Linked DNA regions of Mus musculus: region 2 is linked to region 1. A link is a loop called in an ENCODE intact Hi-C map of the cell type or tissue named here. Cell type or tissue: left cerebral cortex. All regions are shown on one strand.

Region 1 (8,000 bases):
AAGACCTGAAAAGGGAAATAGAAGCAATAAAGAAAACACAAACTGAGGCAATCCTGGAGATGGAAAACCTAGGAAAGAAAACAGGAACAACAGATGCAAGCATCACTAACAGAATACAGGAGATGGAAGCGAGAATCTCAGGTGTAGAAGATACTAAAAAAGAAATCAATATATCAGTCAAAGAAAATGCAAAATCTAAAAAGTCCATGACATAAAACATCCAGGAAATCTGGAACACTTAAAAAAAGGACCAAACCTAAGAATAATGGGAATTGAAGAGGAGGAGGAATAGAATGAGAAGATTCCCAGTTTAAAGGCCCAGAAAACACTTTCCAAAAAACCATAGAAGAAAATTTCCCTAATCTACAGAAAGAGATGCCTATAAAGGCACATATAAAGACACAAGAAGCTTACAGAACACCAAACAGACTGAACCAGAAAAGAAAAATCCTCCCATCACATAATAATCACAACACTAAATATTCAGAACAATAAAAGAATTTTAAAAGCAGCAAGGAAAGTAGAAACACACAGTGAGACCAATGCAAGTTCCAAGCCAGCCTAAATATGAGAACCTGTCTAAATAAAGTCCTTATTAGCATCCCAAGGAAAAAAATAGTGTTTAGAAGCCCCCCCAAAAAATGTGGCGCTGATAGCCTAATTCCTTCAAAACTTTTGACTTTGGAGGTGGAGTTAGGTTATGGAGTGGTCTGCCTCCAATGCTTTCAGTAAAGCAAGGAGCATGATCTACACTCTATAGGGAAATTGAAAATATTATACCTGCCCTTTCAAATGCCTTTGCCCTTTTTTATTATTTTTTTCATCTCTGGAGGCAGTGTCATCTTAGAAAAAGAAAACAACAAAATGTGCATACTTATAACATGTTTAGTGTTTGATGCATTTTGTCACATGTAGATACTGAGGAAAACATTACCAAAAGAATAAGAGTGAACATTTTCTTTCAAAAGATAAGGGTTTATTGTTGGTGAGATTGCAAGCTAGTACAACCACTCTGGAAATCAGTATGGCGGTTCCTCAGAAAATTGGACATAGTACTACCTGAGGACCCAGCAATACCTCTCCTGGGCATATACCCAGAAGATGTTCCAACTTGAAATAAGGATACATGCTCCACTATGTTCATAGCAACCTTATTTATAATATCCAGAAGCTGGAAAGAACCCAAATTTCTCTCAACAGAGGAATGGATACAGAAAATGTGGTACATTTACACAATGGAGTACTGCTCAGCTATTAAAAACAATGAATTTATGAAATTCCTAGGCAAATGGATGTATCTGGAGGATATCATCCTGAGTGAGGTAACCCAATCACAAAAGAAGTCACTTGATATGCACTCACTGATAAGTGGATATTAGCCCACAAACTTAGAATACCCAAGGTACAATTTGCAAAACACAAGAAAATCAAGAAGGAAGACCAACGTGTGGATACTTCATTCCTCCTTAGAATAGGGAACAAAATACCCATGAAAGGAGTTACAGAGACAAAGTTTGGAGCTAAAACGAAAGGATTGACCATCCAGAGACTATCCCACCCGGGGATCCATCCCATAACCAGCCACCAAACCCAGACACTATTGCACATGCCAGCAAGATTTTGCTGAAAGGACCCTGATATAGCTCTCTTGTGTGAGGCTATGCCAGTGCCTGGCAAATACAGAAGTGGATGCTCACAGTCATCTATAAGATGGAACACAGGGCCCCCAATGGAGAAACTAGAGAAAGCACCCAAGGAGCTGAAGGGGTCTGCAACCCTATAGGTGGAACAACAATATGAACTAACCAGTAACCCTGGAGCTTGTATCTCTAGCTGCATATGTAGCAGAAGATGGCTCAGTCGGCTATCATTGGGAAGAGAGGCCCCTTGGTCTTGCAAACTTTATATGATCCAGTACAGGGGAATGCCAGGGCCAAGAAGCTGGAGTGGGTGGGTAGGGGAGCAGGGCGGGGGGAGGGTATCGGGAACTTTTAGGATAGCATTTGAAATGTAAATGAAGAAATTATCTAATAAAAAAATTAAAAAATAAAATAAAAAAGTTTAAAAAAAAAGAATATAATGCCTGGCCTTAAAAAAAAAAAATCATGGCATACTAACAGAAGGGAAGAAAGAATTAAAAAAAAAAAAAAAAGCATTACAGGGTTGCCTATAGCCAAAGCATTTTTTTAACTGAGGCCCCTCCTCTCAGAGGACTCTAGCTAGTATCAAGTTGATTTAAAACTATCCAGCTTTAGTTTTAGAACAGAACAAGGTTCAGTTCTCAGCACCCACAAAGCAACTTACTGTTATTTGTAATTCAACTTCAGGAAGGCCAGCACCCTTTTCTAGCCACTGTGGGCACCAGGCTTGTACACCATAATACACATACATACATACATACATACATACATACACACACACATACAGGCAAAACACTTATACACATAAAATACATAGAAATATGTCTTTAAATGAACTCAAAATCTAAGTTATGTAAGGTTTTGCTTCTTTTCGATTTTTTTTTAAATTAGGTATTTTCCTCGTTTACATTTTCAATGCTATCCCAAAAGTCCCCCATACCCACCCCCCCAATCCCCTACCCACCCACTCCCCCTTTTTGGCCCTGGGGTTCCCCTGTACTGGGGTATATAAAGTTTGCAAGTCCAATGGGCCTCTCTTTGCAGTGATGGCTGACAGACCTTGAGCGATACCATGAGGTTATTTGAGATTGTTCTGATTTTATAATGTAAGCATTCATAAACATAAATTTGTCTCTTGGAGCTCTCTTAGCTGTACTTCAGGAGCACATTCTCATTTGATTCTAAATATTTTTTTATTTTCTTTTTGATTCTAAATATTTTAAAGACTTCCCCCGTGATTTCTTCAATGACCCACTCCCTTATTGCTTTATTTCTTTTTCTATTGCAGTGACTTGTAAAACCCAAAAGCTTCCAATACAGGGACAGGAAATACAACCTAGGAGTAGACTACTGAGGATCCCCTATGTAGATTAGTATCGTCATCCCTGTTAGAGCTCTGCTGGACTCCTAGTTATCTTCTGAGTCAACGGACCTCTTTCTACCTGTAAATATGAGCAATTTACAGCATCCAAATGACAGTTTACATTTATTATTTTTAATTAAGTGGTGTGTGTACGTGTGTATGTACATATGTATGCACGCATGCATGTATGTATTATGCATGTATGTATGTATGTATGCATATATATATGGATATGTGAATGCTTGTGTCTGAGGAGGCCAGAGGATGTAGATCCCCCTGGAGCTGTAGTTACAAGCAGCTGTGTGCTGTGTCACATAGGTGACTGAACTTGGATCCTCTAGAAGACATATTCTTAACTCCTGAGCCATCTCTCCAGCTGTCTTTCCTTTTCTTTTCTTTTTTTTTAAATTATTTATTTTTTTTGTTGGTTTTTAAAAATTAGGTATTTTCCTCATTTACATTTCCAATGCTATCCCAAAAGTCCCCCATACCCTCCCCCCCTACTCCCCTACCCACCAACTCCCACTTCTTGGCCCTGGCGTTCCTCTGTACTGAGGCATATAAAGTTTGCAAGACCGATGGGCCTCAAGACCGATGAGCCCTTCCTCTTCCTCCTTGTGCCATGGCATCATTTCAAGCCCATGAGCAACCAGTACTCCTTGCTTTATCCTTACAACCCGAAGCCAAACTGTGTCTCTTCTCGCAGTGAGCTAGCACTGTGTTAACACTGACTAAATCCAAAGCTCGAATTAGTCAGGGAAAGCAGTTTTGGCCATGAATCATTCTTCTGCTTGTAAAGGAACAAAATTTCTGTTCTCTTTACATTTTTTCCCCAGATTTTTTTTGGGGGGTGGGGCTTGTTGTGTTGCCTGGGCTGGTCTGAAACTAATTCCTGGGTTTGTGCCTCAGTCTCCTAAGTAGCACATACCCAGCTCATGTTCATTAAATCTAACAGCCCAGGTAAGGCCCAGTCTGGTGACAGCAAGTGCAGATGTCTCAGCCAAGCAGGATGCCTGGATTGCACAGAGCAGTCACATTCTCCCGTGCTTCTAAATCAAGCCCCACTGCTATGTCTTCATTGAGGTTTTAGGTTATTTGAGATGGAGTCTCACATAGCCCAGGGTCTCATGTAGCCTCAAACTCTCAGTATAGCCAAGGATTACGATCCTCCTACCCTCCAAGTGCTGGGATTGCAAACATGAACCACCATGTTTGGTTTTATACAGTGCTGGGGATCAAACCCAGGCTTCCTGCATGCCAGGCAAGCATTGTATCAAATGACCTAGGCCCCACCCTACCCCAAACCCCTTCACTGGGGTTTCTATCTTTAGACTTAGTCTGCCAGGCATGAAGAAAAGAAAAAGAAAGTAATCTTGGGATAGCTGTGAATATGTAGTGATTCCACAAGAAATCATGAATACATAGCTTGTTTTTATTACCACCAGGTCATCCCCAAAGATGTCTCCGGGTCTTGTGAATGTCATGTTATGTGGAAGCAGAGGTAATTAAGTTGAGATTATTCCAGATTTACAGTGGGCCTGAAACTCAATGAGTGCTACCCTTCTGGGAGAAAGGGAGAAAGGAGAGAGATGTTTGAGACAGAAGAGAATGCCATCAGAAGTGGCAGTGAAGAGTAGAACAGTGTAGCCTCAAGGCCAGGAACATCTGGAGCCACAAGAATCTGCAAGAAGCAGGCTAGGACTTATATTCCTCAAGCCTTAAGAGAGAGCATGGGTCTAGCAACAGCCTTATATTGGAGCTCTGGCCTCCAGTCCTAGGAGAGAATAAGTAGCTATTGTTCTAAATCACATTGTTAGGGTAGCCCCAGGAAACGAATACATGGCCTGGAGAAAGGATGATCATTCATGTACTGGCATGTCCAGAGAAACCAGCATGCATGTTTGCCAGTACATTTCCATCTGGTGTGCTGAGAGGCAGGGGCCCTCCCCAGGAGCCATCTGGTCTCCCTGCCTGGCTCCAGGCAGAGTTGGCACCTACACATAAATGGTGGCATGCTCTGCTCAGGTTGTACATTATGGAGTTTCTGACTGGGATGCTTTACACAGGGGACAATCTGTGCTCCTCTTCACATGCAGGTGGGACAAACACACAGCCTTGTAAATGTTTGCCCAGAAAGATCTGGCTTGAAGCACAATAGCAGCTGCGGGAACTGTGTCTCCCTAGGAACACAAATGACTAGTTACCACAGTGCTAAATAGTAATTCACAACTTTTTCCTGTTTTTGTTTTTTACTTTAAAATATTTGTTGAAATTGCTTTTGATGAAATGGGGTCAGACACTATTATGGATGCCAATAAGTGCTTGCTGTCAGGCGCCTGCTATAGCTGCCTCCTGAGGGGCTCTACCAGAGCCTGATAAATACAGAAGTGGATACTATCAGCCAAGCAATGGTCTGAGCATGGGGTCCCCAATGGAGGAGCTAGAGAAAGGAGCTGAAGGGGTTTGCAACCCCATAGGGAGAACAACAATATGAATTAACCAGTACCCCTCAGAGTTCCCAGGGACTAAACCATCAACCAAAGAGTACACATGGTGGGACTCATGGCTCCAGCTGCATATAGCAGAGGATGGCCTTGTCAGACATCAATGGGAGGAGAGGCCCTTGGTCCTGAGAAGGCTCAATGCCCCAGTGTACGGTAATGCCAGGATAGGGAAGCAGGAGTGGGTGGATTGGTGAGCAGGGGGAGGGGGAAGGGGATAGAGGGTTTTCTGAGGGGAAACCAGGAAAGGGGATAACGTTTGAAATGTAAATAAAGAAAATATCTAATAAAAAATCTTCTAACTTAAAAAAAAACACCCCCAAAAACCCACAAACCAAAACCAAAAACAGAAAGAAGAATGATATTGCCTCTCCTCTGTGGGGTGTGTGTGTGTGTATTTATGTCACCCCTACCTCCCAGAATTCACAGAAGCACATGGAAAGCAGAAATTGTAATGCTAAGTCCATCTGTTTTAGGGGAAGACAATACGTACAAAGCCTGCTGGTTCCCAAGGACAGCCCTGTGTCTCCACCTGCAGGTGTCTTGTGTACATGTCAGGGGAAATCCAACTTCGGTCCCTGCAAGGAGTTGTCTGTATCACTCCTTGCCACTGGGATAAAATTATTTGAAAACTCTAACATCTGGAAGTGCTGAAGTGTTAGTGGGCCTAGGGCAATTGTCTGTATGGTCCTGAAGCTGAAATCAACCCGGAGATACAGGGCGTTTAATCCTGCCATCGTCATGGCTAATCCTCAAAGGTGAGTACTATAGGTTTTCGCTTGCTTTTTGCAAACCTGATTTACTTGGGAACTTATGCGGAGCTGTTTTATGCAAGCAACTTGATGTCATGGAAGAGAAATCTGTGGTCTCTCAGTTGCTGGAAGCCACTTTGGTATCTTAGCACCAAGAGATGCTCTCAGGAAGAGGGAGTGCAATTTTGGGAGCTTTGACAATGGATTCAACCTTCTCTCTTCAGAGAGATGACAGGACTAATGTTCCAGAATGAGCCAACTGACACTTAGATCACAGCTAATGCATGCCATCTTTCTCAGTGGAGCGAACCAGCAGGGCTGCTGTCGTGTACAAGGAACAAGCTCACAGGAGTCTGAGGAACACACACCCTGGGCGTGTTCTCATTTAATGCCTTATAATGATGCACGCTCACAAGTGGGAAGAAACAGACTATGGATCTGTTGTGTGCTTTGCTATCCTTATCCAGTTCCTAAGTAATGACTGAACAGAAATGTCTGTACAGGTTTGGGAAGGTAGAATTCAGGGTTATCTTTTCCCCAGCTCGCTCTCTCTCGCTCGCTCTCTCTCTCTCTCTCTCTCTCTCTCTCTCTCTCTTTCTCTCTCCCCTTCCTTCCTTCCTTCCTTCCTTCCTTCCTTCCTTCCTTCCTTCCTTCCTTCCTTCCTTCCTTCCTTCCTTTTAAATTAACATCCCAAATACTGTCCCTGCCCCCCTCACAGAGTCCCTCCCCCTCCCCTTCTCTCTGAGAGGATGGGGGAGGGCTTGGCATCCCCCAACCCTGATCATCAAGACTCTGCAGGGGTAGGTGCATCCTCTCCCATTGCAGCCAGACAAGGCAGCCCTATGTGCCTGGCATTCTGACTGGGATGAGTTGAAATTCTGAAGTGGTTTTAATGTGCATTTCCTGGATAGCCAAGGATGTTGAACACACTTTCCTGATGTTTATTGGCCATTTGCATTTTAGAGTTCTTTATATGTCCTGGATATTAATTCCCCTTTGTATGTGGGCTGGCTGTCTCTTTTGCATTGCTGAAGACTTCTTTTGCCGAGCAGAAGTGTCTTAATTTTATGTAATCCCATTTATCATTTGTTGGGTTTTTTTCCTGTGTTACTGGAATTCTGTTTAGAAAGTCCCTGCCTTGTCAATAGTTTGAAGGCTTTTCCCTACAATTTTCATCTATCAGTTTCAACGTTTCAGGTCTTACATAATGGACATTTGGATCTACCCTAATAGGAAGTAAAATGAGAGGCATAAGAAACAATAGCAGCAAAGGCTGCTGAGGAGGTCAACGCACTCGGCGCTGTAGACTCACAAACGGCCAACAGTTTTCATGTCCTTAGAAGTTTAATTGAAGTCAGGAAATGGCAAAAGAGAATGAAAAAAAGTTATTTTCTTTCTATGATTGTATCGATGTCATGGGCTTGTCAAAATGTCACATGGGGTGGGGTGGGGTGGGGTTCAGAGCCTCTGTTCTTCCAGAGGTTCTGAGTTCAATTCCCAACAATTTGCATAGATGGGTGGCTCAAAACTGTCTATAATGGAATGATGCCCTCTTCTGCCACATAAGAGTACATGCAGAGGGAACACTCACATCCGTAAAATAAATAAATAAATCTTTTCTAAAAAAGTCACATGGGGCACTGTTTCTGAGAGCCTGAACTAACACATCTTTCTGTTATCTTAAGAGAAATTCCAAATATGGTAGAAACCTTTAATTTTTTTTACTTAATACAGAAATATGAAT
Region 2 (8,000 bases), 78 kb before region 1:
AAGTGACAGTAAGAATGCCTCTTGACCAAGGTACAAAAGTGACATTTTGGGAGAAGACAATGGAAGTACCTTTAACTAATGAAGGACTTAATCCTAGAATGTATGAAAAATGATAGAAAAGCCAGGGCCTACTAGGCATACATTCACCAAACAGAATGGTGCGCAGCAGGAAGGGACGATCTATAGCTGCATGAGCTGGGGGACTCTCACAGCTGGGATGCTGAGCAAAAGGAGCCAAAGAAAAGGTTTCACATCATTTGAACCACTTAACCGAAGTTTATAAACAACTAAGACGAACACATCATCCCATGACAGATAATGTAAAGAAAGCAAGGAGATGATCATAAAGTCGCCAAGCATTTCCTCAGTGGGAGAGAGGGCTGTGGCCCAGAACTTGGGAGGACAACATCCTGTCATAGAGTGGGGAGGGGCTCATGGAGCCCCCACACCTTCATGAGGATGTATATGCAGCTCATTATGGGTGGAAAGGGAGAGACATTTTCTTCATGGTGTAGCCAGTTATTAAGGTGTCTGTGATCCATCATCCAATAGTGATCCCTTTGGGTGTGGCTTGTGGGTGTACAGCTCGTTTTATTAACTTTTATAATGTGCATTAGAGGCTCAGTAGTTAAGAGTACTTGCTGCTCTTTCAGAGGGCCTGCGGTGAGTTCCCAGTATCTACATCAAACAGCTCCAGGGGATCCGATGCCTCTGGCCTCTGTGGTCACCTGCATTTATTTGTATATGAGACACATGAACACACACACACACACACACACACACACATATCGACACATAATTAAAAAGTATTACATCTTAAAACTGTGCATTTGTATTTTCTAGTCTTAGGCAGCAAATCAAGTCAGGGTGCAGTAAGAAGAGGGTATGGTGTGGGCCTCTTTTACAAGGCTCCCAGGAATCCCCTTCCCTGGCTAAAGGCATGAAGTATGGGTGTCTTGTATCCCTCTGAAGCTCCCCTCAGTTCAGTCTCTTGCCTTCTTTCCTGGCTGCCCCTGTGGCTTCCTCATCTCGGCTTAGGCAGAGGACGCTGTGAGGAATTGTTTAGCCCGTATCCTAGAATGGTATTGCAGTGGGTTTTCGCATCTTCCCGGCCATGGGACATACCCATCTTGTCCTCAGATGAGGTTCATTTCTCCTTGGGCTTCATCACTCCTTTCATTAAGCAAGACATTTAAAAGCCTGGTTGTGTGACTATAAGCAAATTATGAGTTCTCTCAGAGCTTCAGTTCTTTATTTGTAAAGAGGATCTGGTACCCACTGGGCAGAGTGGTTGCACACCTGAGGATAAAATTTTAGCATAACATTATCCAGACCCACATATATTTAGTGTAGTATTTGATGCAGTATAGCATTGCTGGCAAAGGCAAGGCTACAATGATAGGACCCCAGACTGAATCTTCCCAGCCATCACACAATGGGCCGTTACACTGACTTACTTTTCTGTTATAAAACATCATGCGCAAGGCAATTTAGACAAGGAAGGGTTTACCTTGGGCCTGCAGTTACCAAGGGATAAGAATCCCTCATGGTGGGGAGGAAGGGAGCAGCAGCAAGCTCGCTCACTGGAGCAGCAGAGTGAGAGCTCACATCTCAAACCACAAGCAGGAAGCAGAGAGAGTTAACTCCCAATGGCAGTCTTTTTCAAAGCCCACCTCCAGTGACATACTTCCTCTAGAAAGGCCATATCTCTTAATCCTCCCCAAACAGCCACCAACTGGAGACCACGTATAGAAATGCCAGAGACTTATTGGGAAGGGGCATCTCATTCGAACCACCACAGATGGTGGCATCTGTCACAGAACAAGCTTGACTTCAAGTTTGCCATTGTTATCCATCACAAGAGTTTACAGCTGATGTGCCCACAATTGCCCCAAACCAGTGCATGGGTTATTCCGGTGTGAATGATATGTACGGTGGATGAGGACCTCCAGGCAAATTTCTGGCTTGCTCTCTCATGAGATACTGGGCTCCTCAAACCCTGTCTAGGGGACCAGCATCTTCTCAGTATCTCTGTCACTGAGGCTGACTAGAGGACAGGCACATCACATGCTAGGCTGGGTGTTTCTGACATAGATGGCCCAGAGGGAGGGAGAGAAGCAGGGCAGGATGGGAAATTGACTCACGTTCTTGCCTAACTCAGTTTTCTGTTGCTGGTGCAGATTTACAACAAACTTAGAGGCCCAAACCAACAAATAGTCACTTAGATTTTGGGAGCAGTGTGATGTTAGATTTCTGAGGCAGTTCAAAGAGACAGGAGGCAGAAAAGAGACTAGGGACTGACCTCAACAAGACTGGACTGTTTCTTTCGAACCGTGAGGAGCAGCAGACACAGCAGGAAAGGGGAAGGGGTTACCTGGGCTTCCTAGAAGAGGTTTGGAGAATGGGAAGGGATGCAACTTCTGGAGCTACATGCAAGCCTGCTGTTTATCCCTTATGGGACTGTTTGTCCAGACACGGCCATTTATCTTTAGACAACTGCCTTGTCCTGGCTCCCAGGATGTGGGTGATAGTGGCTGACTGAGTCAGACAATAGCAGTGAGCAGGAAGGGGCTGGCTCTTTTTTTTTTTTTCCTAGAACTATCTCTATAGATTAGGCTGGCCATGAACTCACAGAGGTCCGCCTGTCTCTACCTCTCCAGTGCTGTGATTAAAGATGTGCATCACCACTACCCATCAGTCAAGGCCAATTCTAATAGTCTGAGCTCTCACAGGTTTGTAGTCTGTTCCTTCTGGGGGATCTAGGGCAGAGGTTCTCAACCTGGGGATCGAATGACCCTTTCACAGGGGGTGATTGTCAGCTGCTCGACACATCAGATATTTACATTATAATTCATAAGAGGCACAAAATTATAGTTATAAAGTAGCAACAAAATACTTTTATGGTTGGGGGTCACCACAACACGAGGGGCTGTATTAGAGGGTCCCAGTATCAGGTAGGTTGAGAATGACTGATCATGTCCTTGCCTTCCCAAGTTGTCGAAGCTCCTTGTAGTCGTTGGCTCATTTTACCCTTCTTCTGTGGCCTGAGCCAGTCAGGACCAGTCAAGCACAACCCTCTGATGCCAGGGTGGAAAACATGGCACAGCCAGCTGCCAAGAAGTGATTCTGGTCGTTATGGCACTGTGAGCATCTTCCCACCCTTCCTCTGGCCCAGCAGTGGCTGAGCACTTGTTATGAGGCACACTTTATGTCAAGCACAGAAATGTCGAGTCTGCTTTGCCCACTGGCTAGCAGATGAAGAGATGGCAGCCCTGGGGCCCTGTGTTCTCATCAGCCCTGTGCACAATCCACTGCTGGCCTTTCCTCATTACCCTTTCCCCTCTCTTCCTTGCCTGGCATCTAATTCTCATGTGGTCTCTATTCTCTCTGGCCTCAGATTTCACCCTAGCTGCCCTTTGTCTCTATCCTACAAGCCCTCTGCTTTGCATTCTGGGTGGCTGTGGTCCACGGTGAGAAAGGCAAGGCAAGGCTGCTTTCACTTATCAGGAGTGTCAGGGAAGCCTGTGGCCGCATGGTCCTTGTGCTCCCTCAGTGAGGTTGTATCGCCATCAGACATGCTTGAGCCATGAACAGGTCATGTAATGATGGAAAGGCACATCTTATCTCCAAGACAGGGAAGGCTTCAGAGAACACAGAGGAAGGTCAGCCATTTTTCTTTTTACATTTTTTTTACCTGAAAATTTTATGTTAAAGTTCAGGTTTTATTGTGTGTGTATGTGTCCTTGGCCAAGTTTAGACCCTGTAAAACTATAGGAAGTAACTGTATTTTGAAGACTAAAACCTCAGTTTAAAAAGTGGGGCAAACTGGATGGATGTTGCCACCGGGAAGAAAGGCCTTATTACCATAAAACAGGCTTCCTGTGACAGAGCTAATGAGCAACCTCAGATTCTTGTCTAGAAAAAGGCCATCTGTCTTCTTTGGCCTTTCTAATTACTCTGCAAAGAAAAGCCCAGAACAAAAGCCATCTTCGAAACTCGGAGGCCTAAAAGCTCTGCTCCTCTGTTGCTTTCTCATCCAAAACAGCCAGATGGGGGAGTAGGACCTTGCTCCCAACAAAACTCCCGGACTCGAACGCTTGTCTGGTTCAAGGACCACCAGCCGAGATAGAGTTGAGAACAGGGACAGTGTAGCTAGAGTGTCTCTGCTGCCTTCGGCCCCACTTCTCTGATCCCAGCTTACCTTGTGCATGTGTCTCCACACTGTAGGAACCCCTCTTCCACAGCTCAAGAATGAAGAACCATTGTGCGTGTCCATCACAGAGGCTTGAGCCTCTGCAAGCACAAGCATCACATATTAGCAAGAATTTCACACAGCTCTGTTGAGCCTTCTCTCTAAGCGCTTCCTAGTTCAACCATGGCGCAAGCTTAAGATGAGTAACCAGAAGAGGGTGTGTGTATAAAAGTCTCCTTAGAGAAACACATTGGACACTAGAGCTGTGCTTCTCAAGTGTGGGCGATTTTTGTCCCTACAAGACATTTGGCAATTTCTGGGGAGACATTTTTGGGTGTCAGAACTGGGATGACTCAGGGATGCTGTAAATATTTTATAATGCACAAAGCAGCCCTCTATTACAAAGGAGTTATCCAATGCAGATTGCATTGGCATTTCCAAACAGGAACAGGGCGAGAGCAGAGGTAGCAGCAGGGTGAGAGTAATTAAATGAACTCAAATTAAAGTTTTAATTAATTCAAAAAGGAATATTGTTGGGAGGCTAATGATGCTACAAGAGCGTAGGATTAGATGGCTAACTGGAGAGAGACCCCAGTGCTAGCAGAGTGAGACGAATTGCTACCGTAAGTTCTGAAGTCTACAGTGGACAGGGCAATGGCCACCCTCCCAGCCCCTTGAGCTCTGCATCAGTTCAGACATAGCAGAAAGGTCACGCAGAGTTGCTTTCAGCTTTGGTAATCTTATTCACACGAACCATTTGAGGGATAAAGTTTAAAAACAGATGGCATGGTGGTACACAGTCCCAGAACTTGGGAGGACAACATCTTGTCATAGAGTTGGGAAGGTCACATGGAGCCCCCACTCCTCCATGAGGATGTATATGCAGCTCATGGTTGGTGGGGAGGAAGAGACATTTTCTTGAGTGGTGTAGCCAGTTATTAAGGTGTCTGTAAATAAGCCCCCACCCTTGTTCTGTAAGAGGCCCTAATTAAACTCCTTGCATCACAAAAGAAAGTTATCAAAGTGGAAGTGAGGTTAGTTAAGGAAGAGGAAGGCACCTAGTAGGTGTGAGGCAAGAAAGGGTAAGGGCAGATATGATTGAGATCCATCATGTGCATGTATGAAAATGTAGAAATGAAACCCACCATCACAGATAATTGATATGGCAATTAGATAGGCAGTTAGATAGAGAAAAGTGGGGCCCTTGGGCCACAGGATATAGGAGGGATGGGAGTCGGGTAGTATCTCTTCTGGGATAAACATGGACTCCGAGCTCCAAGACAGCAGAATCACTCCTATGGGAGCTATCTATGGTTGCTCAGTGGCCCATCTTTGTTTTCCTAGGATCTTACATCCTCACCTGCATGGCAACTCTGCTCACAGCCCCATCTTCCCCAGAGCAATGTGAATCAGACAGACAAAACTCATTTGCTCCTCAAATCAGGGTTAGGACAGTTTCTCTTTTCTCTTCTCTTCTCTTCTCTTCTCTTCTCTTCTCTTCTCTTCTCTTCTCTTCTCTTCTCTTCTCTTCTCTTCTCTTCTCTTCTCTTCTTCTTCTTCTTCTTCTTCTTCTTCTTCTTCTTCTTCTTCTTCTTCTTCTTCTTCTCTCTCTCTCTCTCTCTCTCTCTCTCTCTCTCTCTCTCTCTCTCTCTCTTTTGGCCAGAGAATTTTCTACCACAAAGTAACCCAGTTTGTACCAAAATGAGGATGGTGTGTGTGTGGTGTGGGCACACACACACATGGGCTTCTATGTGCTATGTTACATGTGTGGAAGCCAGAAGACAATTTGTGGAGGTCAGATGACACTCTGTGGGAGTTGGTTCTGTCCTTGTGGGTCCTGGGGATTGAACTCAGTCAGGTTTGGGCAGTAAGTATTTTCACCCGATGAACCATCTTACTGGCTCTCTCTTCTTGAAACAATATTCTGCATTCACTCAGCTAGGTGAATCTAGAAAAGAGGATGGTCCTTGAGGTCCTTTTCTGTGCATCGAAGAGCAATGTCTTAGACTATGAACAGGGCCAGTAACAGGACCTGCTCTTGTTCGATATCAAGGCATGTAGCTGGTAGGGGCTCTGGCCTGATGTCTAGGATTGCTCTTCTTTGGGGTTGGGGAAGCCAGGGCAGGTCAGCCTTAGTCTTAAATATGCACTCCTTGTTGGGGTTGCAGAACTTTGTGTTCATGAGCAAAGGCCAGGGTGTTTCTTGGAGCAGCCTCCTGCACATGGATAGGTGTGGGCAGCCTTGGCCTGCCTCCTTAGGTCCAGTAGTGAGAATCCCGAGGTTATGTCAGTGAGCTTGCTGCTGCATTGTTTACTTTGACTCAGACACCATCACTACAGGCATGACTTGTCATTACAAGAGCAGCTAGGTTGACATTTGTGCAATGTATCCACGTAGCTGCTTGTGTGGTCTCAAATGATTCTCATGACTTGACCTAATTTATTACCACATTGTTTCTCTTTCTACAGGATGGCTAGGCATTGTTTGATTTACTTTTCTACTGTCCTAATTTAGAAAAGCTGAACACACTCTCTTTCTGTGTGTGTATGTGTGTGTGTGTGTGTATGCATGTATGTCATATTGGGGATTTATCCCAGGGCCTTAAGCATGCTAGGCAAAATACTCTAACAATGAGTTCCATCCCTAGCCCCCAGCATTCTTGCCCATACGTCCAAACCTAGGAGAAATGCAGGACTGTTCATGCACTAAAACTGCTTGTAATAGCAAAAATCTGAAAACAGCCTGATCATAAATCAACAAGAAATGCATAAGTAGACTGTGCTATCCCAACATCAGGGCCTACAACAGACCCAGAAAAAAAATCTAGATGCAAAAGAGGTGATGCTGTAAGAGTCTTGACAAATGGCTTGGAGAAAAATGAACGGCTCAGGAGCAAACAAAACAAATGGCTAGGCAGGCGAACCTCTGCAGCCAAACAGTTTGAGAGAAAGCAAGGATTTCGATGGGCTTGATTTGGAAAGATTAAAAATCCAATCCATACTAGGGGTGACTGGAAGAAGTGAGCCGGACAAGTTTGGGATGGATATGATAAAGATACAGCATTTACCCATATGAAATTGTTAAAGGAATAAACAAGATCTTGTTTTTAAATGCAAGGAGAGAGTGAGAGGACAAATCTAACCAAGTCCTGTTGCAGTCACTTTGGATTTTATGAAGTTCAACACCCGTGTGGATTTATGGAACCAACAGTACAATGATTCAGAAACAATCCCGAAGTCCAAAAATCTCCATGGTCATTTCCACTTTGTATCCACACCTCCTTCTTGGCCCAAAGTCTCTGTAGCCCTTCGCCACTCTGCTTTTGTCTTTCCAAGAAAGGCATGCCAATGAGATCATACAGTCTCCTATTTTTTGAGACTGTTTTGCTTGGCGTGGTTTCACTAAGGTTCTTTTTCCATTGAGTTTCATCTAAATTGTTGAGCTTATCAACAATTCTTTTATTCTTTTTATTCAATTTTATTCTTTTTACTCTATTGCACACATGTAGTACAGTTTGCTTATCCAGTTTCCCACTGAAGAACATTTGGGTTGTTTCCGGCTCAGGGCAGTTATTAATAGAGCGGCTATCAACATTTGTTCATGAAGTTTATGTGAACATAAGTTCTCATTTCTCTAGGAGAAATATTCTAGATGTGCAGTTGTTCTGATACTATTTGTAAACATGTTCCTTTTTCTTCTAAATAGCCTGCAGAAATTTTTATGTGTGTGTATATGAATGAATGCGCATCTGTGTGAATAAATGCTACCTGTATGAAGGTGTCCTGGGAGGCAAAAATGGCTGCTGTA

Evidence for each region. A loop is a pair of places that touch in the nucleus more often than their neighbours do. Peaks named below come from ENCODE experiments on the same cell type or tissue, not always from the same donor. Only the 100,000 strongest peaks of a DNase experiment are listed, where the experiment ranks them.
Region 2: a loop joins it to region 1, with 2.9 times the contacts of the local background. A loop is called at or near these places in 3 of 42 quality-filtered maps.

The regions. Positions count from the first base shown.
Region 1 is chrX:7,472,019-7,480,018 of GRCm38, reverse strand. Gm32829 (a long non-coding RNA gene) reads left to right here and starts at 6,044. Exons shown (of 3, transcript XR_386879.1): 1 at 6,044-6,262. In left cerebral cortex, a CTCF peak has its summit at 6,039 (motif pointing left); DNase peaks (open chromatin) are centred at 3,765, 4,958 and 6,021; H3K27ac peaks cover 370 bases.
Region 2 is chrX:7,550,118-7,558,117 of GRCm38, reverse strand. No RefSeq gene overlaps it. Among named protein-coding and RNA genes, the nearest start is that of Gm23082, 6.6 kb to the right of the region's middle. In left cerebral cortex, no CTCF peak of the experiment used is centred here; a DNase peak (open chromatin) is centred at 4,473.